6 separate regions of the Homo sapiens genome follow, and regions 2, 3, 4, 5 and 6 are each linked to region 1. The links are chromatin contacts, found by Hi-C or POLR2A ChIA-PET in ENCODE. All regions are on one chromosome and are shown on one strand. The core of a region is the stretch at or near the end of the contact, and the rest is flanking DNA. Distances in the headings are between cores, read along the strand shown.

Region 1 (4,104 bases), core at 729-3,228:
CAGGGCCTTGTCCTTGTACACGGCCTTCAGAACAAAGGTTAGGTCAAAGTAATGAATATTGGGCGCAAATTAACCAAATTTTGTCTGGTGTGAAAGGACATCCTCAAACCTTTAAGGGTACTTTTTTTTTAATCAGAGATTTTTCAAAGATTTAAATATAAAAGTAAAATAAATTCCGCACAGCCTTAGTTCAAACGAAAAGCCTCCAAAGTAGAAATTTATGTCAATAATTTAAGCAGAGAATAAACCAGCAGTATAACATAAATAACACTTGAGACTATATTTACTATTTCTTAGGATGAATACAAGTCAACACGAAGACATCTGAAGGTATTGAATGTTCGTTCACCAAGTGACAAATACTGAAATGGCTTCCTAAATTCCAGACAAACTACAACTTAGCGATCTGAAAAACATTAGCCTAGACTTTATGAAAGGAAATGCTGCCGTCTCTTCAAGTTGATGTCTAGCCTAAGCCACCATTATTCATGATACAAAGCTCTCATTTCACTAAAACCACTCCTCGATTTCCTTTTGCCGACCTCTGCATACCAGCAGCCTAGTCTTTCTTCATTCACCACTCACAAACTCGAGGGGTGGGGGGAAGACCACAGATGTCTGGAAGATACAAAGTAGGAGACAACGCTCCCTCCAAAAGGGAAGAGAACGAAGGCAACAACTACATACACCCAACTGCCAAAGCTTTCAAGCTTGGCAGATTCAGAAGCAGGCTATAGGAACTTAACTTCGAAAAGTCTCGGTTCAAAGTCCTCTCTCCAGACAAAACACTGAAAGAAGTTGCAATGCTTGAATTCCATTTGGCCAGCTTTGGAGCGAAGGAAAAATTCACTCCGCTGAAAAGAAAACGTGCTCTATAATTCAATTTTAGCTGCCATCAAACTATTTGAATAAATTTAAATTATTTCTACGAACAAAATTCTCGAAGCGGTCTGAGTCAGAGGCTGAATCCTGCAGTTCACTTGGTAAGAAACAGTAAGCCATCACCTTCGCCTTCCTCCACCCCCTTATTTCACCAGGGTCTCATACCCACTACCATAAATCCATAAGACTCCCAGTACATTATCCACTGCTTTCACTCACCTGCATAGTACGCTAAAATACAGGTGCAAGACATGGATTTTTTATGTGCTCACCCTACTGACGCATCGCACCCGCTGCACTTAGAGTTTAGTTGCTCTAAGGTTTAAAGTTGCTTCGATTCAAACTCACATAGCCAGGGCATTAAAAAAAATAATAACACTTCTATTCTTAAGAATGAAAGAGGAAATCTTAAGAGAAAGTCCACTGGTCCGATCCCCAGGACTGATGGGACTTAGGGTGGCGTCTCTGCCTCAGCGCCCGAACCCCAACTCGCCGCAAGAGCTGAGAAGGCGGAGCCCCCCGTCCCCACCCCGCCCCCCACCCAGGGCCCGGCGCATCCCGAGGCACCGGGTCCCTCCCCCAAACTCGGCCAAGGCCAGAGCCCCGGACGGAAACCACAGACCCCCACCCCCACCCCCACCCCGCCTGCCATCCGGGCTCCTGTACGCGCCCCCGCGGCGCCCCCTCCCCGCAAGCGATGCCCCCAGGGCCCCAGAGAGGCAGCGCGACCGGAACCCGGGCCCGGCCGCCGCCCTCCGCGCCCCGGGCGCGGCCCACCCTCACCGTCCCCCACCTGAGCTCCCCGCTCCCAACCCCAGGCCTCCCGGCTGCGCCCAGCCCGCCGCCCGGACCGCGCGCCTGCTACGAAGTTTGGCTCCGAGAGGAAGCGGGAGCAGCCCCGGAAGGATAAGGAAAGGAGCGCCCAAGCACCTCAGGGGAACAGGCTCCTCCCGCCGCGGGAGTCCGACCGTCCTCGACCTGCGGTGGCGGCTCGGCGGGGACTGAAGCTGCTCCTCAGACCTTCCTCCGTCTCCGCCTCCCCTCGCTCTCCGCTCCCGGGGCCGGGCCAACGCTGCTGCCACAGACCGAGAGGCTTAAAATGGCGCCGCACAAGGAGCTCTTATAAGTCGCGCAGAAGCCGCTGTATCCTGCCGCCACCGGCGCAGCGCGGAGCGTTCCGCCGCGCGAGGACAAGGGGCGGGGCGCGAGGGGGCGGTGGAAAGTAGTCCCCGCGCCGCCCAGCAGTCTGCTGCCGTCTGAGCGCCCCGGGCCGGGGTGGGGTGCCTGGGCACCCCACGGACGCTCCCCGGGGTGACGGCTGGCGGCTGCCCGCTGCGCGGCCTGAGGGCAGCCCGTGAGGGCGCTGTGGTCTGCATCGGGGAGGCCGGGCCCCCGCGGCCTGGGTTGGGGAAGGTGGCCCTGGTATCCTCCCCTGTCCCAAGCCCGACGCCCCCGCCCCGCGCGTTTCCCGAACCGGGAGAGCAGCTGCAGGACTCGGCGCGCCTTTCCCGCGGCCTGCGGAAGGTGGCATCTCGGCCCCGGCCTTCGAGTACCGCTCGGGGCGGCCGGGACAGGTCCTGGGAGGGCGGAAGTTCGGGGCCAGGGCGGCGGCAGGGGCTCGGGTTCAGCGCCCGCCCGTCTTGGGGCGCTCCTGGCCCCGCAGCTGCCCCGTCGCTGGTCTGCGGGTTCCCGGCCGGGCGCGGGTTAGGGGGCCTCGCCGACCTTGTGGTCTGTGCCGCACACTCCCTGCTGGACCTGGGTCGCAGCCCAGTCTCACAGCACCCCCAAAGCCCCCCACTGTCCGGATGGTGGATCCCACCTCTCAGCAGGCTGTTCAGCTTGAATTTCGACCTGAATCACCGGGCCGAGCCGCCTTCTGTCCCCACTCACGAAGGCTGTGAACTCTCCGTAGAACGGGCGCCAAGCCCGCAATTCAACAAGTCCTTAGGAGTACCTACTGTGAACAAATAACTAATGGAAATGGATTAGCTCCAGAGCGCTGTCAATTAGGTTAATTCTTATAGATTCCATTTTTATCTGGTTCCACTTGTCACTAGGTATCAATAGATTTATTTGTGGGGATTTTTCTTTGGAGAAGAAGATTTTTACGGTATTACTTATTTGTGAAATCCAAGTATGTTTATAGAGAAAGCTATCGATTAAGCAGCCTCCAATTTTTTAACTAATTTTCTATTTAAAAACGTTTGTAATTCATTTCAATAGACTGAAAAATGTTTCCCATTCTAATGCAGCAAAATTGACGTTTGTCGAAGCTGCAACAAGTATGATCGATTCAGTTTCTCTAGGCTATTGTTTGTGCTTATTTTTCCTCCAAAACATTGGAGAGAGTACAAAAAGCAGCAGTGAAAGTTACCTCTGTGCTTTTATCCCAGGACTACAATTAATACAAGCAAACAATAGGTCTTAACACATAGATGCAGGCGGAAAACCCACTTATTCATTCACTCATGGAGGTAGGATATGTAGTTTAAGGCACAGCTCATGTTTCAGGGCCAGCGTATTCTTTAAATAACTTTTATTTTTGTCTTAAAGATATTTTACTATATAAGTGGTAATGCCAACTGCCGTCTGTCACCATAGCACATGTGGGCCACTGCAGTGGAAAAAGTCTACACACTAAGATGATGTTCAGTGAGATCCATTGTCTAGAAAGACCTTCTCATTTGTATCTTTCCTACTAATTCTGTAGAATCTAAGTGTAGCTATTGGTTGTGGTCACAATTCAAAAAGATTGAACCGAAAAAGGTATTTCATCAAAACCGTGTTTCTAATATAAACTCAAAAGTATAAATGGCGTTTTCAGGTACTGATTCCTAATTTTAATTGTCATTTGCAGAATTAAGGAATATGCAATTGATTAAAGTCATACATTGAAAATCAGACGACAGATTAACCACTTTTACAGGGCTTTTTTTAAAAAAACATGTTTGCTTTTTCTATGTGCAGGTTTTTTGTTTTTGAATAAGGCACTCTTGAAATTGGTTAAGAAATATCTGCACCATTAGAAGATCTAAAGGATAAAAACGTTTCTATATTTGTATTTCTCTGTTCCATTACCAAAATAATGGAATCATTTTTCTATAATTTAAATACTTTAAATTTAGAATTATGATTTTTAATCCCTACTGACACCGTAAACAAATACATTTTATTAAAGAAAATGTAAAATTTGCAACAATGCAGCATGCTGTTTTTCCCATC
Region 2 (4,104 bases), core at 889-3,388, 1.0 Mb before region 1:
CCATTAGGTGTCTAAAAGCAAACCCTATGCTCCGTTGGCCAAACCATGGAGCTGTAACCATGGCTACGAGATGGGATGCAGAACTTATGAGGGAGGGGTGATGTGTTCAGAATGATGGAGACAGGTGAATTTCCAAATACCTCTGAGCTTACAGTGAGATATGGCAACAGAGCCCATACAAGCCACACAAAGCTATTGTCCCCCTAGTCTACAGGGTCTGTCACACCCCCTCTGTGTCTAAGATTCTGACACCAAGAATAGACCAAGGGCCTCCAACTTCGGCTCCTGGGGAAGCCTTTCCCACCTCCAAAGGGCACTCTGGTTCTGTGCTAGTGAGAGGGTCTCTACAGACGTGACGTGAGTCACACGCACTGCCATCTCTAGGTCCCTGCTCTCATCCTCCCTGGCCTCCTGCAAGGGAAGTTCCTCTCACCGCCAACTATCCATGGCCCACCCACCTTTAAACAACCTGCCCAGGAAATGTAGGATTCCTGTTTCCACTAGGAATCTCACATTTTTTTCTGAAGCAGACACCAAACACAGTAAGTCTTTGCCACTCTTCTCAACAGCTCACATGTTTCTCTCTCCAGCTTTGTGGGTCAGGGGAAGGCTAGTCACTGATGGCTTCTCACTTCACCAATGGGCCAGGCCTCAAGCTGAGACTCAACATTAAAGGCTGCCAGATGGATGTCCCCTCTCCTGTACCACCCATCACTCAGCACTGTAGGAGGTGGAGCCTAACACACAATCCTTTACACATGGTAGATACCCACAGGACCAAGTGTGTGCAGAAAAGCACCAGTTCAGCACCAGAGGAGGATATCCATGGAGGATAACCTGAAGGGAAAGGCTAAATTCATGTTAAACAACAGAACAACCTGTGATGATGGACGCATCCTCTGTGCTGGGACATATGTACATGTGGAAACCACCAGCCAGGGGTGGCTAGTGAGCACAAGAAATGTGGCTTGTGACTGAGGACCTGAATTCGTAATTATATTTTAACTTAATTGATTTAAATTTGCACAGCCACATGTGGCCAGTGGCTTCCCAGCAGATACCGCCTGGGGACTCCAGGGCATCCACCTCAGCAGCTTCATGGTCCATGCGGATGCTCCGGTCTGGAGGCTGGAACCAAGCGGGGAGACTCCACAGGAGTCAGCAGGAAGTGAGATGAATAAAGGGCTAGCAGGCTTTTTTCAGTCCTTGTTCACAAATATGCATTTTATTTTGTAATTATTACCCACAGATTGCCATTAAACGTTATGTCCAGTAAGGACTTCCCTAGGTGAGTCTGACATCTTTTAAGCCAGCTTATTTTTTAATACTGTTATTCACCACATAATTTACAAATAGAGAAGAAAGGACCTTCATACACCTTAAGAAAAATGAAGTGTCAAATTACTACAGTCAGCCCTCCGTATCTGTGGGTTCCACTTCTTCAGATTCAACTAATCTTAGATAGAAAATTTGGGGGGAAAAAAAACAAAAAATAATACAAATTTAAAAATCGGTACAGTATAACAACTCCTTACATGGCATTTACATTGTATGAGGTATTACCAGCAATCTAGAGATGATCTTTTTGTATGTGGAAGGGCATGCATAGGTTATAAGCAAACACTATGCCCTTTTATATCAGAGACTTAGGCATTGAAGGATTTGGTATCTGCAGGGGGTCCTGGAACCAATCCCCCTCAGATACTCAGGGATGACTGTAATTTCAAAGCCATACTGAGAAAAAGTCACATGCAGGCTCTGTGACTTGTTTTTGGCCATGACCCTCTCCCCTCTGGCAATCCAGGCAAGTCTGTGGACTCCTTCCTGGAATAATATTTTTAGGCAAATAAAATTATGATTATAAAAGAAGGCAGATATGTATCAATATAACAACGTGTGTGTGTGTGTGTGTGTGTGTGTGTGTGTGTGTGAGAGAGAGAGAGAGAGAGAAAGAGAAAGAGAGAGAGAGAGAGAGAGGAGAAAGGAGAGAGAAATTAGTTCAGGACTGGTTACTGCTGTCATTTTGAAGTGGAGATCAGCATCTGTGGTGTTGTGAGGCAGCTGTAACAACTGAAATGTGCCATAGGGCCAGGCGCGGCGGCTCATGCCTGTAATCCTAGCACTTTGGGAGGCCGAGACGGGTGGATCACCTGAGGTAAGGAATTCGAGACCAGCTTGGCCAACATGGTGAAACCCCATCTCTACTAAAAATACAAAAAAAAAAAAAAATTAGCCGGGCGTGGTGGCACATGCCTGTAGTCCCAGCTACTTGGGAGGTTGAGGCAGGAGAATCGCTTGAACTCAGGAGAGGGAGGTTGCAGTGAGCCAAGATCGCACCACTGCACTCCAGCCTGGATGACAGAGCAAGACTCCGTCTCAAAAAAAAAAAAAAAAGAAGAAGAGAAAAAGAAATGTGCCATAAAAATACCTGTGATTTCTAATGATGACAAAGTCACAAGCAGTGCTAATATCACTGTGACCTGGTGACCTTCATACAGGAAGGAAATATTGAGTACAATTAGGAACTAATTTCACAGGCCCCCCCCAAATTTCGTCTGTGGATCCCAGATGAACTCCTGCCATTGGGCAAGAGAATTGGGAACATAGTTGTGCAAAAACTGCTACTCACTGTTTTATTCAGCGATTAGAATGGCTAGGAGCAAAAGAGGCAGATCTGGGCGTTCTGCATGATGCAATCTTTAGACTGCTTTAAATACCTTTAATGCATAATACACTTTAAAAATAGCCATCTTCAAAAACTGGGCTGTGCCAAGAGCTACAGAAAAAGGCAAACAAAAACTTTACCTCAGCAAATATGAAAGCTGAGAATCCCTCAAAAAGAAACTGAAATGCAAATTTCAATTCGACTTTTCTCACACAATAGTTCAGTTTTCAAAGAGAGGTCTGCCCTTGAGAGTGGGGAAGGCAGTGGAGTGGATCCTGGGTGCCCAGGAAACAAGACAGCGCCAGGAGCTCACTGCACCAAGATGACAAGCCAGGAAGGAGGGAACCCAGGTAAGGAGCCTGCAAAGCTACACAGGCCAGCGTGTGAGCCAAGTGTGGTTAGCGCTAGATCAGGGAACTTGGGGGACTGAATATTCTTTGCTGCTTTTACTGAGATTCCTGGAATCACTGGATCACCCATCTGTGCCCTAGAAAGCTGACTATGTTATATGTCTTTCTTTTTGTTTCCCTCAGATTTCAGTGAAGCTTCTTGAGGCGGAGAGGGGGTGGTGGCTATTCTAGCCTGACTTCCTGACTTTGATGCATGGGAGCAAAGAAGAAAAGAAATCACGATTTAGGGAAGGTGGGCCAGACAACAAGGAGTGGGGGATGGGGATAGTATCTGCTGGGGGTCAGCAATGGGGGCTGAAGGGAAAGAGCTCCAAGGAAAAGGCCAATTTCAGAAGGGACAGAATCTCACGAGCATTTACGCAGCCATCCGCTCCTATCTCACTTGGGGGAGTTTCTCTCAAAAGCTCTTCTCTCCTCAGAGAGCATTTAGCATTTCATCAAACCATGGAAATAGAGCTGGAATACACAGGAGTTCTTGAGTTTGCTCTTTAGGCCATCTGTCTATCTGTCCAACTATCCGTCTAAACGTAATGTCTATTAAATGTCTACAATGCATCATGTCAGTGCTCAGGAAGTTTTGGATTGTGAAGCATTCTGGATTAGAGATGCTCAACCTGTATGAGTCAGATCTTCCAAATACCTCAGGTTCCCACTAAAGCAAGTTCCTACTAAATTTATCTTTTAATGGCAGGAGTAGAAAAGACCACAGATTTAGAGGAACAGAAAATAACCAATTTGTCTTATGTAGTTAAGAAACCACCAGTCAGATTCAAGTGTCCTTGATTCAGACTCAGATCTGAACTGTACAACGAGAAGCGAACTGTGAACACCCAACTCCAGTGGCCAGAATGTCAGACACTGTGCTCCTGTCACCAGAACCCCTCCTGTCCTCTGGCTGGGAAGAAAGCACAGCTCACCATGGGAAACAGGCCCAGTGAGTGGTAGCGCCGAGACGTGGTATTGGGCATGGTTTTGTTCCGGAGGTTCTTCAGCTCCTCCTGCGCCTCATGCAGCATCTCCATGCACTCT
Region 3 (4,104 bases), core at 839-3,338, 920 kb before region 1:
GGTAGGAGCAGCCTCAGCTGTTCCACTAAAAGCTGTGATCTCCCCTCCAACACCTGCTACCCAGCTCCTAGGAGGGTGCACTTGAAATGCTGGGGAATTCCCAGGATGTCATCATCAGGAAGTTTTTGTTCTAAACAGGTGGAAGACTTCATACTTGTGGTAGGCATGTAAAATGAAACATAATCACAAATTAGGGAGGTGTTGGAATAATTTTCCCCTTTAAAGCACAGGAAGCAGTAGCCGGGCGCGGTGGCTCACGCCTATAATCCCAGCACTTTGGGAGGCTGAGGTGGGCGGAACACGAGGTCAAGAGATCGAGACCACCCTGGCCAACTTGTTGAAACCCCGTCTGTACTAAAAATACAAAAATTAGGTGGGTGTGGTGGCATGCGCCTGTAAACCCAGCTACTTGGGAGGCTAAGGCAGGAGAATCACTTGAACCTGGGAGGCGGAGGTCAGGTTGCAGTGAGCTGAGATCACACCACTGCACTCCAGCCTGGTGACAGAGCGAGACTCCATCTCAAACAAAACAAAACAAAAAAAAGCACAGGAAGCAGAGGCAAGAATTTACTAACTTGTCTGCAGAACCACGGAGGGTCAGGAACCTGCACAGGACAGGAGCTTATTCAAGCTCCTGCTGTGAATGGACACTGCCGGCCCACCATGGAGGAAAGGAACCCTTTATGCTCTCTGTGGTCACCATTTCCCCACAGTTACAATTCACATTAGTAACAAGCTAATGTAAACAAGTCAAAATGTGTTCTCAAATAAGTCACAAATGAAGGGCATCAATTTCCTGACCAATCCCAAAGCCCAAAGGTCCATGGCTTCAGGTAGATATGCAATAACAACAGCCCAAAATCCCACCAACCCCCAGCCTGTCAAACCATCAAAAGGCCAGGCTCAACCATAAGGAGAGGCTTACCCCTCGGCATCGCCTCCTTGCCCAGTTACTGTAATGCCCCATGGTGGCCGGCCACATTGTGGCTGGTGCCATTTCTGGAAAAGAGCTTTTTATTTATTTATTTTTTTATTTTTTGTTTTAAATAGAGATGGAATCTCACTGTGGTGACCAGGCTAGTCTCGAACTCCTGACCTCAAATGACCCTCCCATCTCATTCTCTCAAAGAGCTTTTTAAATCATACTATTGCTCTTTAAAAACCTCCCAGCTCCCTATAAAGTGCTTCATCATTCTGCCTCTACGTTTCTACAGGAGAGGCTACTGAGTGTTTCCCAGTATGCAATTGCCACTTCTTCCTTTTGGTCATGCAACCCCCAAGATGTGGCTGGGCCCACGGCCAACCAGCTAAAAACTGTGTTTCCCAGCTTTCCCTGCAGTAAGGTGTATCCACATGCCTGGTTAACAGGATGTAACAGAACTTCCAAGTCATGCCCTTTCCGTCTGTCCAGTTGCAGAGTTGGCCTGGTGCTGGAGCCATGCTTAGCTAAATTAGTAAAGGCAATGCCCAGGAAATGACCAGAGCTACCTCAGCTGCCTGAAACACCCTGGACCTCCTTCCACTTGAACTTTTAAAAGTAAAAGAAATAAACAACTACCTTATTGAGGCTACAGTTCCAATTACTTTGGTCTCTGTTAAAGCAGCTAACTCAACACCCTAACAGCCTTTCTTATCAAGCCCAGCCTCTGCTATTTTCTCCAATTTCCCTTCACTTAAGGCATACCAACTTCTCACCATTTTCCAAACACATTTTTTTCACAAATCTGAGTTTTTAGACCAGCTGTTTTAGCTCCCTAGAATGCCCTTCACTGCCTAGCAAACTCCATCTTAAAATATCATTCAAATGTCACTCTCTATTGCAAAGCCTCCCTTAACCTCTCTTCTCTGGCTTCCACAGTTCTCAGTACATAAATGACTTCACTACGATGTTAGAAGTGTATTCTCTGTGGCTCTTCCCTACTAATTGTGAGCCCCTCAAGAGAAAAGGCTTTGAATTATCCACCTTACCTTCAGCCCAGCCCTTACTACTTTGCCAGGCAACAGTAAGTGTGAGAAGAGTGATGGAACAAGGGAAGGAGAGAGCAGCAGCCGGTGGCAGGACTAGTCTGTGAATCCCCTGCCTGTCCAGGACAGACACATGCCCAGCCTGCAACATGAGGCAGGTGGAGCCATCTAGTGTCAAGGTCTTTTCAAACCCACCTCAGTATCACCCTAGGTCTTTATCCAGCATAGAGGAAAGTCCCATGGGATGGTAAATGTCCCCTCAATTGCTCAGCAGATGTCAATCCAATACCTACCATTCTTATGACATCACTTTGAAAGTAAAATAACCTAAAAGGACTCTTTACCTCTTCAGAGGTATAACCCTTCCTAGGTTTTTCCCAAGGCGTAAGATTTGGAATGGACCCTCCTACCCAGGATGTGGGCTTCAGTTAGGGCCACCAGGGAGTGAAGAAAGTGTGCTGGAGCCTGCTTGGCACCTGGAAGGTGCAGAGCTGCAGAAGCAGCTGTGTCCATTCTCCACCTGACTGGGGCTAGATCCTCACCTGCAGAGAGCGGCTAGGAGGAGACTCCTCCGTCTAGGGATTTGCACTGATTCTCAGGTGACATGCCAGCTTCACAAAACCTGCCAGGTGCCTGAGGCAATGCTTACATTTTACAGCAAAGGCAATAGCTCTAAATTAGTGTCCAACATTTAACACTCAGAGAACCTCATGTAAATACAGATCTCAGCGGGGCGCAGTGGCTCACACCTATAATCCCAGCACTTTGGGAGGCCGAGGCGGGCAGATCACTTGAGGTCAGGAGTTCAAAACCAGCCTGGCCAACATGGTGAAACTCCGTTTCTACTAAAAATACAAAAAAAAAAAATTAGATGGGCGTGATGGTGGACGCCTATAATCCCAGCTACTTGGGAGGCTGAAGCAGGAAGAACTGCTTGAACCCGGGAGGTGGAGGTTGCAGTGAGCCAAGATCGCAGCACTGCACTCCAGCCTGGGCGACAGAGTGAAACTCCCTCTAAAAACAATAAAAATACAGCACTTTGGGAGGCCAAGGTGGGCGGATCACAAGGTCAGGACATCGAGACCATCTTGGCCAACATGGTGAAACCCCGTCTCTACTAAAAATACAAAAATTATCTGGGCGTGGCAGCACGTGCCTGTAATCCCAGCTACTCGGGAGGCTGAGGCGGGAGAATCGCTTAAACCCAGGAGGCAGAGGTTGGGCAGTGAGCCGAGATCAGGCCACTGCATTCCAGCCTGATGACAGAGCTAGACTCAGTCTCAAAAAAAAAAAAGAAAAGAAGAAATACAGATATGTGGACTCTCAGAAGAAGTCAGCCTATCTAGGATCAAGGGACCTCCTCCTCCACAGAGGAGTTAAATGCTCTGAGTGGTGGCCACCTCCAGAGAGGGAGTGCGATCATTCCAACAGGGTTTCTGGGCCTCGTGCCTGCACGCTGGAGCTTGAGGGCTCTAAGCCCAGGAGAACAGGGACCTGAGTAGCTGCAAGGTGAGCAGAGTGTGCAGAAGAGCTGTCTAGAAGGAAAGTAGCCCTAGACACTCACCCAGTTGGCAGGAGATCTGAGAAAACAGCAAGGGGAGAGGGAAGAATAAAAGACAGGAGAGAGAAAGAGGAAAAACCTAGTGAGAGAAAGCTCAAGCAAAAGCAAAGGAGGAGAGAAGAACAGGAGAGGGAGGAAAGGAATGCCAGAAAGAGGCAATGGCAGGAAACCAGCACCACAACTGCCACCTGCTGGAAGCCGAGAGGCCCTGGGTGCCGGCCAGGAGCACAGTTTCAAGAGTTTGGAGAAAGGACGCCCAGCCTCGGTTCTGCCCCCTCAACTTCGTCCTATCACTCTGGCAAATCACATGTTCATATGCCTGGGACTCAGTTTCTTCCTCTGTAGAACAAAGGTAAGTGGCTGCAGAAAAGCTTTCTTCATACCCTAAATTTCTCTGAGCGGTGAGAGCAAGAGTTGCACATTCTGAGGGCTGTGTCTGGGGGGCAGCCGCCACTCACAGCACTTCCCGGTGACGCCCCCAGTCCTTGACATGCTGACTCCACCCAAGAGACCAGGGATCTGTATTTTTATGAGAGTCCCTGATTTCTAAATGTTGAATACTGAGGGCCAGATTAAAC
Region 4 (4,104 bases), core at 1,197-3,696, 890 kb before region 1:
TGAACCTGGGAGGTGGAGGTTGTAGTGAGCCAAGATCATGCCACTGCACTCCAGCCTGGGTGATAGAAGTGAGACTCTGTAAAAAAAAAAAGGAAGGGGAGGGGAGGGGAGGGGAGGGGAGGGGAGGGGAGGGGAGGGAAGGGAAGGGAAGGGGAGAAAAAAGAGAAGAGAGAAGAGAGGGGAGAGAAAAGAGGACAGGAGAGAAAAAAATTTGTTTCAAGTGCAGAACTAAAACCAGTTAGGAGAAGATAAAAATATATCAAATACTTGAGAACTATGGCCCCAAAATCACATGGAAAAAAACTTACAAATGACATTTTAAATAAATTTCACAATTTATGTCAAAAACCTTGTGATAAATATTCTACCTACTCACCTAGTCATAAGGGAACTGAAGGGTAGGAAGATTAGCTGGTGGCCCCCAAATCATTTATAGCATATTTAAAAGGCAGAGGTGAATGTTTCTGTGGTTTTGCAAAGATCAAATGCTCTCTCTAGAAATTAGCATAACAGGGCCCCTTTCTGCATTCCATCTGCAAAAACAAATCAACTGTGAAATAAAGGAGATTCCACTAAGAGAAGGAGAAAAAAAAAAACTTCTAAATTACACATTTAGAAAATATGTGTTATTCCCTACATTGTAATTTACATTTTCTCACTCTGTTGTAAAAGGGATATATATTTCACTGTCCATTCTTTTCTGTTTCATTAATATAGCCAAATAAAAGACCCATTTAGATTATAAATTTTCAATAGAAAACACAAATAAAAATTATACTAGAGAGAAATTGACAAGGCCTTAAATTTAATTAATAAGATGTGTAAGAATTCCATAATGTTTTATTTGAGCATGTTTTCAGAGGATAAGACATCAAGTTTTATGGCTTAAATCAGTGATAGAAAAGGAAAAGATCCTGGGTCAGGCATGGTGGCTCACGCCTGTAATCCCAGCACTTTGGGAGGCCGAGGCAGGGGGATCACTTGAGCCCAGGAATTCAAAACCAGCCTGGGCAATACAGTGAGTCACGAAATAACATAACATAACATAACATAACATAACATAACATAACATAACATAACATAACATAACACAACACAACACAACACAACACAACACAACAAAATAAAAGGAACAAATTCTAAGCCATGGCCCTTTGATGAAGAGTCCTCCCAGGCAGGGCTACTCCTGTTAGCAGATTTTTCCTAGGCAATTCTCACTCGGTTTACAGCTTCTCCTTTACACCCTGGCCCACCTCTGTGCTCTGAGGGCAGGACCAGTCCTCTCTCTGACCCCAGGAATTAACATAAACCCCAGTAAAAACCTGGCCCTGGGTGCACGCTGCTTCAACACACAAAAATAAGTACGATTGCCTCAGTAAGATGCATGTTTGAAGTGTCTTTAGGCTTATTCAATAAGATTTACATGTTTTAAAGCCTAAAACTGACTGGAATGGAACAGGAGCTCACTTCTCTCAGGAATTAACTGTTTTCTGGCCCAGACAGCTCTCAGGAAGCAGCGTGTAGACAGGACAGAAACCAGATGGGTCATCAACCACTGGACTCTGACCAGCTTAGAGGAAGTGAGAGGTGTCAGCCCCACAGCAAGAGACACAAGCCACAGCAGATCTGATTAGCAAGCCCTCCATCACTGGGGTGTGGATCCGAGTCCCAGGCCCAAGCATTTAGTAAAGGACAAAAAAGAAAGGGAGGGTGGAAGAGAGGGAAACGGGAGAGAGGGAGGGAGACAGTCTAACTCTGTCCTTCACCTTCTGAAAAACTCCTTGCTGACCCAAGATACCAGGTTAGCATCTAAGAAATCAGGATAAAGACAAGACATAGGATTAGAGAAATCAGAGCTGGAGAGGCGGAGGAGGCCTTAGAAACCCTGTCCACCCACTGCAGAGAACTGTGAAGGGAAAGGGAGTGGCAGTGCAGGGGGTCTGGGCTCAACTCAGCCCTGTGCTCATGCCCTGCAAGTGTCACTTGCACCTACTGAGCCTGGGCAAGGGGACAAGGGGACCTGGGAACGGGAGATGGGGGGGTGGTGAGGGCAGTAGTTGTGTCTCTGAAGTCCCTTTGCTCTGCCTATCATTCAACATGGCAATTTCTCTACCACATGACCATGAACAACCTCCCAAGCAGCACGGAGCAAGAGAGAGACAGCTTCTCCTGTGGTCTTTTCTCCTTTCCGACCACACCACAAAGAAAACAGACAGCAGACAGACCTGGCAAACAAACTTACCACAGGCGTTTGTCCGAATGAGCTTGCCGTGGCAGAGTCCTGGCAGAGGCTGAGCCCTGACGGGCTGCCCGAATTGAAAAACCAATGCCATGTGCAGACATAAACTCCAAAGGCACTTCAGAGAACAGAGAGAGCCTCCATGAGAGCTCAGCCCCGGCAGTACCTCGCACAGCCACCCTCCCGTGCCTTCCTCAGCAGTTTTCTGAGTTTGCTTGTTAGGGCAAATCCTAAGATTGTGAGCTGTCCTGGAAGCACAATGGGTTATGTAACTCCAGGCAGCCTGGGAACCCTATCAGCTCATCTTGTTAAGCCACCCCAAACAGAAAATGACGCACCCAAAAATGTGATACCTCTAGGTTGGGGGAAGGGGAGTAGCAAGGAGAACGGGGCTTTGTGATGGGCATTCGGTTTTGCCTAAAAATTAAAGTGGAACAAAAAGTCTGCTGTTCATCTCAGGGCTTGCTGGGAACTGGGGGAGGAGTGAATTTATCAAGGGCTGAATGCCAAGCAGTGTCCTGAGACTGCACTTGGCAAAGCCCTGGGAGGCCACAGATGCATTCTTGGGGATAGTCTAGGTCTCTCGGAGAACTTTTTTCCATTTAATGTCTTCCTTTCAATGACTGCCTAATAAAACTTTAATCCGAGCATGTTCTCCATCACCTGACAGCCCATCCCTTAAACGCATAAGAGTGTCTGTGTTTACTCTCCTGTTTACCAAGCCAGTGCTAAACACAACAGCACCGAGCTGTTTCTCAGCTTTCCTCTGGTCCCAACAAAGAACCCCCAAGTCACCACATCCTATAGGGTTTGAAGTTTCAGCACTACATTCTGCCACTTCTTTGTTGTGTTTTTTGTTGTTGCTGTTTCGTTTTGTTTTTTTGAGAGAGTCTCACTCTGTCGCCAAGGCTAGAGTACAGTAGCACTGTGTCAGCTCACTGCAACCTCCATCTCCTAGGTTCAAGCAATTCTGCCTCAGCCTCCCAAGTAGCTGAGATTACAGGCGTCCGTCACCATGCCTGGCTAGTTTTTATATTTTTAGTAGAGACGGGGTTTCACCATGTTGGCCAGGCTGGTCTTGAACTCCTGACCTCAGGTGATCTGCCCGCCTCGGCCTCCCAAAGTGCTGGGATCATAGGCGTGAGCCACCACGCCCAGCTGTGAAGTTTCAGCGGTACATTCTGCCATTTCTTTACCCTCCACTGTCACATTCAAAGAAAGTGAAAGCACTTTAACAGGCTGGATGCTTCCTGGATTTCACTGGTACAGATGCCACTAGAATCCCAAGGATCAATTCATGTGTTTGGACAAATGTAGATGCGGTTGGGTCATCGCCTCCTCCACAAAGCCCTCGTGGTCTTCTCCTGTCCTTTCCCCTCCAAGGTTCAGCCTGGCACCCTCCTTGGTGCCCTACTGTGCTGTGCTTATCATTGTGCTAACCTCGGTGTACAGCCAATTTCTACTCACTCATCTGTCTCCCCAACTAGACTAAATTCTTAGGCAGCAAAGAACCCTTGCCCTGGGGTCCTACAGACCTGGATGCAACTCCTGCCACTCAGGAGTTTCACCAAGGTGCTGAACCTTTCGAGATTTAGACTCTTCACTTACACAAAGAGGATAATAGTACTCACTGCACAAATTGACACAATTGATACACCCAACAAATGTTCACTGAGCGCTGGCCACAGGCAGGCACTACGTTAGTCACTGGATTCAGGAGTGTGCAAAGTAGACACAGAGTTTGCCCTCCGCGACTTTAGTCTACTGCAAGTTTGGGAGACAAAACACAAATACAGTAGTTCAGCAGATGGTTAAGTTTGGGGGAAAAAATTAAACAGGAAAGGGAGATGGGGAAAGGTGAGGCA
Region 5 (4,104 bases), core at 608-3,107, 830 kb before region 1:
ATGAAGCTTGCATCATTCTGAGATTTTATTAAAGAGTATACATTGAGGTTACATTCACATAAGAGCCCATTTCCTGTAGAAAGTCAGTCTACCAGAGCAGTTATTTAAGTAAATTTGATATTGATTATACCCTATAACTCCAAGCTAAGACATGGGTTACTATAAATATGAGGGGAGAAGGAGGGTCTACACATGGAAGCTTACTGACAAAAGTTGATCACTGGCCAGGCGCAGTGGCTCACGCCTGTAATCCCAGCACTTTGGGAGGCCGAGGCAGGCAGATCACCTGAGGTCGGGAGTTCAAGACCAGCCTGGCCAACATGGTGAAATTCCATCTCTACTAAAAATACAAAAATTAGCCAGGCGTGGTGGCACGTGCCTGTAGTCTCAGCTACTCGGGAGGCTGAGGCAGGAGAATCACTTGAACCTGGGAGGCAGAGGTTGCAGTGAGCTGAGATCATGCCACTGCACTCTAGCCTGGGCAACAGAGTGAGACTCTGTCTCAAAAAAAAAAAAAAAAAAGAGATCACTGATCTCTTTGATCACTGAGATCCAGGATAACAGCTGCAGAAGAGGTGATTAGCCAAACAAACAACACACAAATTGGTATGTAAAAATAATCGGTGCCCTGGCTAGCTTATCAGTCCATTGAGGTAAAAGCGATCCTGTACAAAAACTACCACTGTGCCAGAGGAGTGAAGAGGCAGCAAGCTAACCACGCAATTCAAAACAGGCTCTTGTCAAAAAAATTCTCTAGTATATGATCACCCTGAGACTTACCCACATTTCTTATACTTTCTATGAAATGCTAAGGCTCACTTTTAATCTAAAATAGACAAACTTTCTTCATGTGCCTCTGAGTCCTCTTCTAGTTTCACAAAGGATTAAATAAAAAGGGCCTCAAAGGACAAAAGAAGGAAGTATAGAAAGGAGGGATGGAGGGAGAGACAGGGAGAATGAGAATACAGAAAAATAGAGGAAAGCAAGAAAGAGACAGAGGGAGAAAGATAAACGGAGAAAGAAGAAAGAACAAACAGCAGAGAGAGAAACAAAGAAACAGAGACAGAGGAAGAAAGAAAAGAAAAAAGTTCATGGGAAAAAAATAGTGATGCATTTCATGGAAAAGCTATTTGTTAAAGAGTCCCTCTTTTTTCTGTGTACAGTATCATGCCATATGTGGGAAGTGAACAAGGCTGGAACACCGCCTAAGAACATCTGCCACGGACTTTAAAAGCCCTAATAATAGCACAGCTGGTGTCCCCAGCCTAATGAGCTCACCACCCACGTGACTGCTCCTTCTCCAGCAGATTCTCCAGAGAGAGAAGGCAGCCAGCAAGAGAAGCAGTCCCCGCCCCCGCCCTCCCCCACATTCATGCTTTATTTCCTCCACGGCTTTCATTCTCCCCTTCCAGAAACCACCCCTTCTCATTTTCTTGAGCTAAGTTACCCTGATCCAGCAGTCCTTTGAACAGACACATTCTTCTTTTCTCCTTCCCCTCTCCCTTTGAACAGACACATTCTTAACATGAAAGGCAAATACCAGAAATAAAATATGGGGACATCACTACAGGTCTTATGGACATTGAAAGAGTAATAATTGTGCCAATTAATTCAGTAGCTTAGATAAAGTGGATAAAGCCCTTAAAATACACAACTTATCAAAATTAATGTAAGAAGATATAAATAACCCTATACTTATTTTTAAAATGGAATTCCAAATGAAAAATTTTCTACACCACAACGAAAGGCCAGCGTGCCCCAGCGTGCCTCGTTGCCAGGGTCTGAGGTACAGGCCCCTCCAGGAGTGCTGGTCTGGGAAGTTATGTCTGACAGGAAGACTCTCCCCCTGACCAAGGCATATTGCTAGGAGGAAACCAAGCACAGCAGAAAGCGGGGCAGGGAGGACGTAAACAAAGAAGTTAGGTTTTTACAAGGTTGGCAAGTTTTAACCCCCTCTGGTATAATCTTTTGAAACTAATTCCCATCACGGTATGCTTTTAAAAGCTCTCTAGCATTTTAAGAAACTGCAACTTAGCATCAGGAAGGGAAAGAATTTCAGCTTCTAAGGGGAAGCCTAGCAGAAAGTGACAAGAGGAGACTCACGTTGGCACTGATGTGGTATCCCTAGCAATTGGAAGAGAAGCTGAAAAATCTGGGATCTCTCACTCTCAGTCCAGGGCAACACATCCTGACAGCCAGGAAGAGTCAAATGGCTATGGTAAGACGTATGGGGTTTATTCACCAGAAAAAGACAAAGAACGCCACATTTCAAAACTCAGGCTTGGTAACACAATAGCATGGGTGTGTATGCAAGCATGAAGTACTGAAGCTAACAAATTACTAGATTCTATCCCTGTCTAGCAAGTACTTATTTCAATAGCAATCATATGATTAGCTGAAAGTGGGCAATCATTAACTTCATCTACTGTTAAACAGTTACACACAAAAACATGGTGCTTTATATCTTGTTAATATCATGAATAAGTTATGTAACCCTTGACAGTGTTCTGTTTTGATTTAAAATACCAATGCTATTGCTGCCATAAGTTAAACACTGCAAAATTATAAAACTTCAAAGATAATTACAGCATTTTAAGGACTATCATAAATACTTTTATGCAACTGCGATGTTTACAAGGCTAAGCCAGCATCTCTTCTGAAAAACAAAGAACCAAATGATACAACTAGAAATATCTGCATACCTACTATGTATAAACAAACCCAAAAGATATTTTAGCTTCTATCTCACTTGGCCTCTCACAGCAGAGTAACCCTGTGAACCCTACCCTTCACCAAAAGAACACTCCCTCCCCCAGCAATTCTGGTCTTCTCCCAATCTCTAGTCACTACTCCTCTGTGAGTTCTCCTACACATGGATATCACTACACAGGAATGGTCCCCAAACCCTTGCCTCAAACTCCTATCCCTCTTCGAAGTGTCAGGCCCAGACGTCCCACTGCCCTAAACATCTCCACTTAGAAATCTCAGGAGTAGCCGGTCACGGTGGCTCACGCCTGTAATCCCAGCACTTTGGGGGGCCAAGGAGGGCGAATCACCTGAGGTCAGGAATTCGAGACCAGCCTGGCCAACATGGCGAAACCCCATCCCTACTAAAAATATAAAAATTAGCCAGGCGTGGTGGCAGGCGCCTGTAATCCCCAGATACTCGGGAGGCTGAGGCAGGAGAATTGCTTGAACCCGGGAGACGGAGGCTGCAGTGAGCCAAGACTGTGCCACTGCACTCCAGCCTGGACAATAGAGTGAGATTCCGTCTCAAAAAAAAAAAAAAAAAAAAAAAAAAACCCTCACGAGCACGTCAAACTCAGCACATTCAAAACAAGACCCTCCAGGTCCTCACCGCTGGGACAACTGATTAATGGTGGTCCAACTCAGAAACCTCAGCCTTATCCTTCACTCCGCCCCCTCCCTTACCCTACCACTATCTCTTCAACAACAAAGGCTTATCTCTTAAACATCTACCCACACTATCACTCGCTAACCCCCACCCTCTCTCACCTTGAGTACAGCCAGAGCTTCCAGCTGGGTCTCAGTCATCATGGAGGTAAGATAAGGTCTAGGATCACATACGGCCTAGGACACGTTTACCAAAGTAAAGCCAGCCACCACTCCTAATGCCACCCAACCCTGCCATGGGCCTTCTCTTTGGAACATCTACAGACTGCATCTCTTTTCCGCCCTAGTGACCTAATGTGGATGCAACTTGAGTTTGTGAGGGAAATTCTCAAACTTGCTTGTGATGATCAATCTGCCATGCTGCCTTTTGCCAAACAGAGAATTCAGTATACTATAAAGAACAAAAACTACATTAAAAGATAGCCAAACTCCCAGGAATATTTATTTTCTTTTTGTTGTTTTTTTTTTTTTTTTTGAGATGCAGTCTCGCTCTGTCGCCCAGGCTGGAGTGTAGTGGCGCAATCTCGGCTCACTGCAACCTCTGCCTCCCGTGTTCACGCCATTCTCCTGCCTCAGCCTCCTGAGTAGCTGGGACTACAGGTGCCCACCACCACGTCCAGCTAATTTTTTGTATTTTTAGTGGAGACAGGGTTTCACCGTGTTAGCCAGGATCGTCTCCAACTCCTGACC
Region 6 (4,104 bases), core at 1,148-3,647, 580 kb after region 1:
TTGAGAAGCTACAACTGGGATCTCTCTCTCTAGGGCCACAAGAACCTGTGCTTTCATACTTTCTGTCTGGCTCTCCTCCTCCCCAACCCTGGGAGAAGCCTCTTCTCCTCAAACACTCTACTCTCCTTCGTGGTATGTCTCCTAAGCATTCTGTCTATGCCCAGGGTCCTTTTCCTCTTCTGAGAACTCCAGTTTCAGGGCCCAAATTCAGGAAGAAACTTTCAGGCTACATTCCACTTTCTGGCTGTCACTTTTTCTCCTGAAACAATTTTCTCAGGATTGCCTCCTAGTTTCTTGAAAAGTAGGGGGGCAGGAGAGACACGATGGTAAAAATGAGGGAACTAAAAATATAAACATCAGTTTACATTTTTGAAAAATTATCCTTCCACATTTATGCAACATATAAAAATAATCCATAGTACGTTGTGGTCCTAGTGTGAGATCCCAGGTTTTCTTCACCAACTGGACATCCTCCAGATGTCTCCTGTGTCCCCCACCATTCTGGGCTGCTGTAGTCATTTCTTGATGTCAGCAGAGAAACACAAAAAAAGGCGGAGGCGTGGTAATCTAAGGTAGCAGTTCAGGGCTCATTGATGCCCCCAAGTTGCATTTTTCAGATATCTTTCTACTTTATTTTCCCTATGCTCCACTTAGACTGGTGATTTATTGTCTCTTGGTCAAGATATGGTTGCGGCAGCTGCAAGCATCACCTCTCCATTCAAGGTAGGAAGAACATAGAAGCAAGGCACTCCTTTGGGTCCACCCAGCCTAGCCTGGGGGACCACATAGATCCTTGCCTACTGGTTCCCACACAAGTGCCCCAGCCCAGAAAGGCTAAATTAGACTGTAGTTGTCCCTGGCTTACTTTTTTCTCTTGGAAAAAAAAAACCCCTATTTTATCTCACAGGCCCACCTCACTTCCTTCTCTTTGCATTGCTCCCTTAGCCTGCCTAGACCCTATGTCCTGCCTCCCACCTTCCCCACACAGGCCTCATCCATGACTTCACTCTGGAATGTCTCCTTCAACAACAGAACTTCTCTTTTTGCTATTTCTTGATGCTTTCACACACACACACACGCAGGCACATATACCTGCAGAGACCCATACGCATACAGACACCCACAAAACACACACACAGACAAACACACACATACACCCCTTGAGCTCTTATGGAGAATCAGAGATTCCTATCCCTATCCCCCATATCCCAGTGGGCCCCTTTCCTGTGTGCCTTCTTGTCCTTTCTCCCTTTTCCATAATGCTGTTTATGCCTTTTTACTGCTCTCCCTGGGAGTAGTCACTTGTACCAACCCACAAGCACCAGCCAATGTCAGATAAATATGGTATGAAATAATCACTTTATTGACATCCATGTACCACACAGAACCAAAACATGCACATTTAATTTTATTTTACCGGTTTTCCTAGGAATGCCTGGGTCAAACCATTTTCAACCTGCTGGTCACTGCTGAGGGTAGAGCCCCCACCTACCTCACTTTGCCAAACCCCAGTGATTGCTTTCAATGACAGCTCCTGCCAGATTGGGACACTGTTAGAAGTGTTGTGATGCCACAACGATGACATCACCTTAGCTGGCAAGTTGGGTCTGCCCAGAAGATTCAGGAAGATAAAATGTAATCATTTTTCCCCTTTTCTATACATATTCACCACCCTCCTGTTTAAAGAAATGAGACTTTCTCTCTCCCCATCTCTTTTTCTTTATTGTGAGATTTCAGAATTACTATGGACCAGTGACTATTATGTCTCTCTTTTTCCTCCCCTTTTTAAACAGGAATGTCTGTTGTGATCATCCTGTCCTTGTCTCCCCAGTCTAAGTCCAGGGCCTAGCACTGTAACTCTAGCCTTTGTTATCACTTGCTGAGGTGGGCACCCTGGGCAAGATACACCTGCACCTGAAACACCTTTGCCACCTGATCTTTCCCTACATCCCAGCTAGCTCATGATCCTCCCTGTCAGTGGCAATCATACCTTGTATTTGTGCAAGGTTTGTCATGCAGAGCCTTGAACAGCATCCAGTAAGTCTTCTCACTTGCTCAGGATTCAAGTTCCAAAAACAAGTCTGCAGCATGCACCAAAATAATCCATGCAGGGACAGGATATGGAGATACAAAAGAACTAACACAAAGAAGCCCCATGTGTGCCTTTTTTAATCATTTAAGGAGCAAAATGATGTTTCTAGTTCCAAAGATCAGCCAGTAGCCAACCTGTCCTGCAGCAGAAATAAAATGAGGAACTGTGCATGGTTGCCAACCATGAGAGGGTGTGGTCAGACCACCACTGACTGTGGTTCAGTTGCTAGGGAGACTGGCTTTGGTTTGGGTGTGTCAGCACCAAGGGATGACGTGGTACTCAAAGGCAAGGGCTTTGAGTGAGGAGATAATGAAGGGAAGCTATTTATAGCCAATATCTACATGCCACATGGTTTATTGCTTCATCAGGTGGATACTGGTCTCCTGCCAGCCAATTCATTTCTCTTGTGAGCCAGAAGAGGAGCAGGCCAATGTGTGTGTTCAGGTTTTGAACCATATGTGGGAGCCAGAGAGGAAAGGGGTGATCAAGAAGAGAGAAAGGACCAAACAGGCAACTGAGCACCTACTATACACCATCAGTTAAACTACAAGCCAGACCTTCCCATGAGGTGTTGGGCTGCCAGAAAACAGAAAATGTGTGTTAATGATCCTGGTATCTCCCACATTGTGAGTATTTTTAAAGTATTAGTGAAATTAGTATCTGTTGAGGAGGATAAAATCTTTGATCTACGCCTAAGAATTATTTTACTTAATCATCAAAGACATGAATTTTTTACAGATGAGAAAAAAAGACTCAGAGGGATTAAAAATATTGGTTGACTACAGAATAGGAGACAATATTTGCAAACTATGCATCTGACAAAGGTCTAATATCCAGCATCTATGAGAAACCTAAACAGATTTACTAGCAAAAAACAAACAACCCCATTAAAAAGTGGGCAAAGGACATGAACAGACACTTTTCAAAAGAAGACATGCATGCAGCCAACAAGCATATTTTTAAAAGCTCAATGTCACTGTTCACTAAAGAAATGCAAATCAAAACTACAGTGAGATACCATCACTGTAGAATCAGAATGGCTATTATTAAAAAGTCAAAAAATAACAGATGCTGGTGAGGTGGTGGAGAAAAGGACACATTTATACACTGTTGGTGGGAGTGTAAATTAGTTCAACCATTGATGGAAAGCAGTGTGGCAATTCCTCAAAGAGCTAAAAATAGAACTACCATTCAACCCAGCAATTCCATTTCTGGGTATATATGCAGAGGAATAGAAATCATTCTACCATAAAGACACATGCACGTGAATGTTCATTACAGCATTATTCACAATAGCAAAGAGATGGAATCAACCTAAATGTCCGTCAACGACAGACTGGATAAAGAAAATGTGGTATGTATATATCATGGAATACTATGCAGTCATTAAAACGAATGAGATCATGTCTTTTGCAGGAACATGAATGGAGCTGGGGGCCATTATCCTTAGCAAACTAACACAGGAACAGAAAGTCAAATACTACATGTTCACACTTATAAGTGGGAGCTAAATGATGAGAACTCATGGACACAAAGACAGGAACAACAGACACTGGGACCTACTTGAGAGTGGATGGTGGAAGGAGGGAGAGGATCAGCAAAAATAACTACTGAGTGCTGGGCTTAGTACCTGGGTGACAAAATAATCTGTACAACAAACCCCCATGACACAGTTTATCAATATAACAAACCTGCATGTGTACCTCTGAACCTAAAATAAAAGTTTATATATATATATATATAAACTATATATATATGGATGTATATATTGGATATATATATGTGTGTGTGTGTGTATATATAGATGTATACATATGGATATACATATGGATGTATATATTGAAGTTACACAGCCAGAAATTGGTAGCCTTGGAATTAGAATTCAGGTCTTTCTGACTCCCAAAAACTCCATGGGAAAAGAAATGGGCCTAGGTTCTCTATTTGACAAGGTAGGATATGACCAAAAGCCGCTAGCATAAGTGGCTCCTGGGAAGATCCGGTCATAAAAGAGG

Evidence for each region. Hi-C counts contacts between places; a loop is a spot of excess contacts on that map. ChIA-PET counts read pairs that join two places held with the same protein, here RNA polymerase II (POLR2A). Pooled maps may share reads with other maps.
Region 2: a pooled map shows a loop between it and region 1 (5-fold over the local background). The contact joins the enhancer-like site here to the promoter of CTNNB1 in region 1. A Hi-C loop is called at or near these places in 2 of 37 single-sample maps with no recorded cell type and 4 of 50 pooled maps. POLR2A ChIA-PET finds 5 or more read pairs at or near these places in 1 of 52 experiments (GM10248).
Region 3: a pooled map shows a loop between it and region 1 (2.7-fold over the local background). The contact joins the enhancer-like site here to the promoter of CTNNB1 in region 1. A Hi-C loop is called at or near these places in 1 of 50 pooled maps. POLR2A ChIA-PET finds 5 or more read pairs at or near these places in 5 of 52 experiments (AG04449, BJ, OCI-LY7 and 2 more).
Region 4: a loop to region 1 is called in a map of PC-9, with 4 times the contacts of the local background. The contact joins the promoter of TRAK1 here to the promoter of CTNNB1 in region 1. A Hi-C loop is called at or near these places in 2 of 168 maps with a recorded cell type or tissue (GM12878 and PC-9), 3 of 37 single-sample maps with no recorded cell type and 12 of 50 pooled maps. POLR2A ChIA-PET finds 5 or more read pairs at or near these places in 4 of 52 experiments (AG04449, BJ, GM12878 and 1 more).
Region 5: a loop to region 1 is called in a pooled map, with 2.6 times the contacts of the local background. The contact joins the enhancer-like site here to the promoter of CTNNB1 in region 1. A Hi-C loop is called at or near these places in 5 of 168 maps with a recorded cell type or tissue (B cell, CD4-positive, alpha-beta memory T cell, CD8-positive, alpha-beta T cell and 2 more), 6 of 37 single-sample maps with no recorded cell type and 16 of 50 pooled maps. POLR2A ChIA-PET finds 5 or more read pairs at or near these places in 5 of 52 experiments (CD4-positive, alpha-beta memory T cell, GM10248, OCI-LY7 and 2 more).
Region 6: a loop to region 1 is called in a map of B cell, with 12 times the contacts of the local background. The contact joins the enhancer-like site here to the promoter of CTNNB1 in region 1. A Hi-C loop is called at or near these places in 1 of 168 maps with a recorded cell type or tissue (B cell) and 5 of 50 pooled maps. POLR2A ChIA-PET finds 5 or more read pairs at or near these places in 1 of 52 experiments (activated B cell).

The regions. Positions count from the first base shown.
Region 1 is chr3:41,197,379-41,201,482 of GRCh38, reverse strand. It overlaps CTNNB1 (catenin beta 1), which reads right to left and starts at 1,978. Exons shown (of 15, transcript NM_001904.4): 1 at 1,813-1,978. RefSeq lists enhancers at 1,108-1,217, 1,928-1,987, 1,329-2,275 and silencers at 1,568-1,687, 2,118-2,577.
Region 2 is chr3:42,194,830-42,198,933 of GRCh38, reverse strand. It overlaps TRAK1 (trafficking kinesin protein 1), which reads right to left. Exons shown (of 16, transcript NM_001042646.3): 10 at 3,993-4,104. Among named protein-coding and RNA genes, the nearest start is that of CCK, 69 kb to the left of the region's middle. RefSeq lists enhancers at 2,667-2,796, 2,877-2,986, 3,912-4,071. Within about 2 kb of position 2,138, at least 3 of the 41 ENCODE cell types and tissues checked have a DNase peak (open chromatin) inside an H3K27ac peak, as active enhancers do.
Region 3 is chr3:42,116,980-42,121,083 of GRCh38, reverse strand. All of the region lies in intron 1 of TRAK1 (trafficking kinesin protein 1), which reads right to left. Among named protein-coding and RNA genes, the nearest start is that of TRAK1, 28 kb to the right of the region's middle. RefSeq lists an enhancer at 1,883-1,972. Within about 2 kb of position 2,088, at least 19 of the 41 ENCODE cell types and tissues checked have a DNase peak (open chromatin) inside an H3K27ac peak, as active enhancers do; they include OCI-LY7 and endothelial cell of umbilical vein, where a contact is called at or near this core.
Region 4 is chr3:42,089,699-42,093,802 of GRCh38, reverse strand. TRAK1 (trafficking kinesin protein 1) reads right to left here and starts at 2,446. Exons shown (of 16, transcript NM_001042646.3): 1 at 2,243-2,446. The coding sequence starts at 2,333.
Region 5 is chr3:42,022,943-42,027,046 of GRCh38, reverse strand. It overlaps a transcript of TRAK1 not described here. Among named protein-coding and RNA genes, the nearest start is that of ULK4, 63 kb to the right of the region's middle. RefSeq lists an enhancer at 1,791-2,709. Within about 2 kb of position 1,857, at least 30 of the 41 ENCODE cell types and tissues checked have a DNase peak (open chromatin) inside an H3K27ac peak, as active enhancers do; they include B cell, OCI-LY7 and heart right ventricle, where a contact is called at or near this core.
Region 6 is chr3:40,622,029-40,626,132 of GRCh38, reverse strand. No RefSeq gene overlaps it. Among named protein-coding and RNA genes, the nearest start is that of ZNF621, 99 kb to the right of the region's middle. Within about 2 kb of position 2,397, at least 3 of the 41 ENCODE cell types and tissues checked have a DNase peak (open chromatin) inside an H3K27ac peak, as active enhancers do; they include B cell, where a contact is called at or near this core.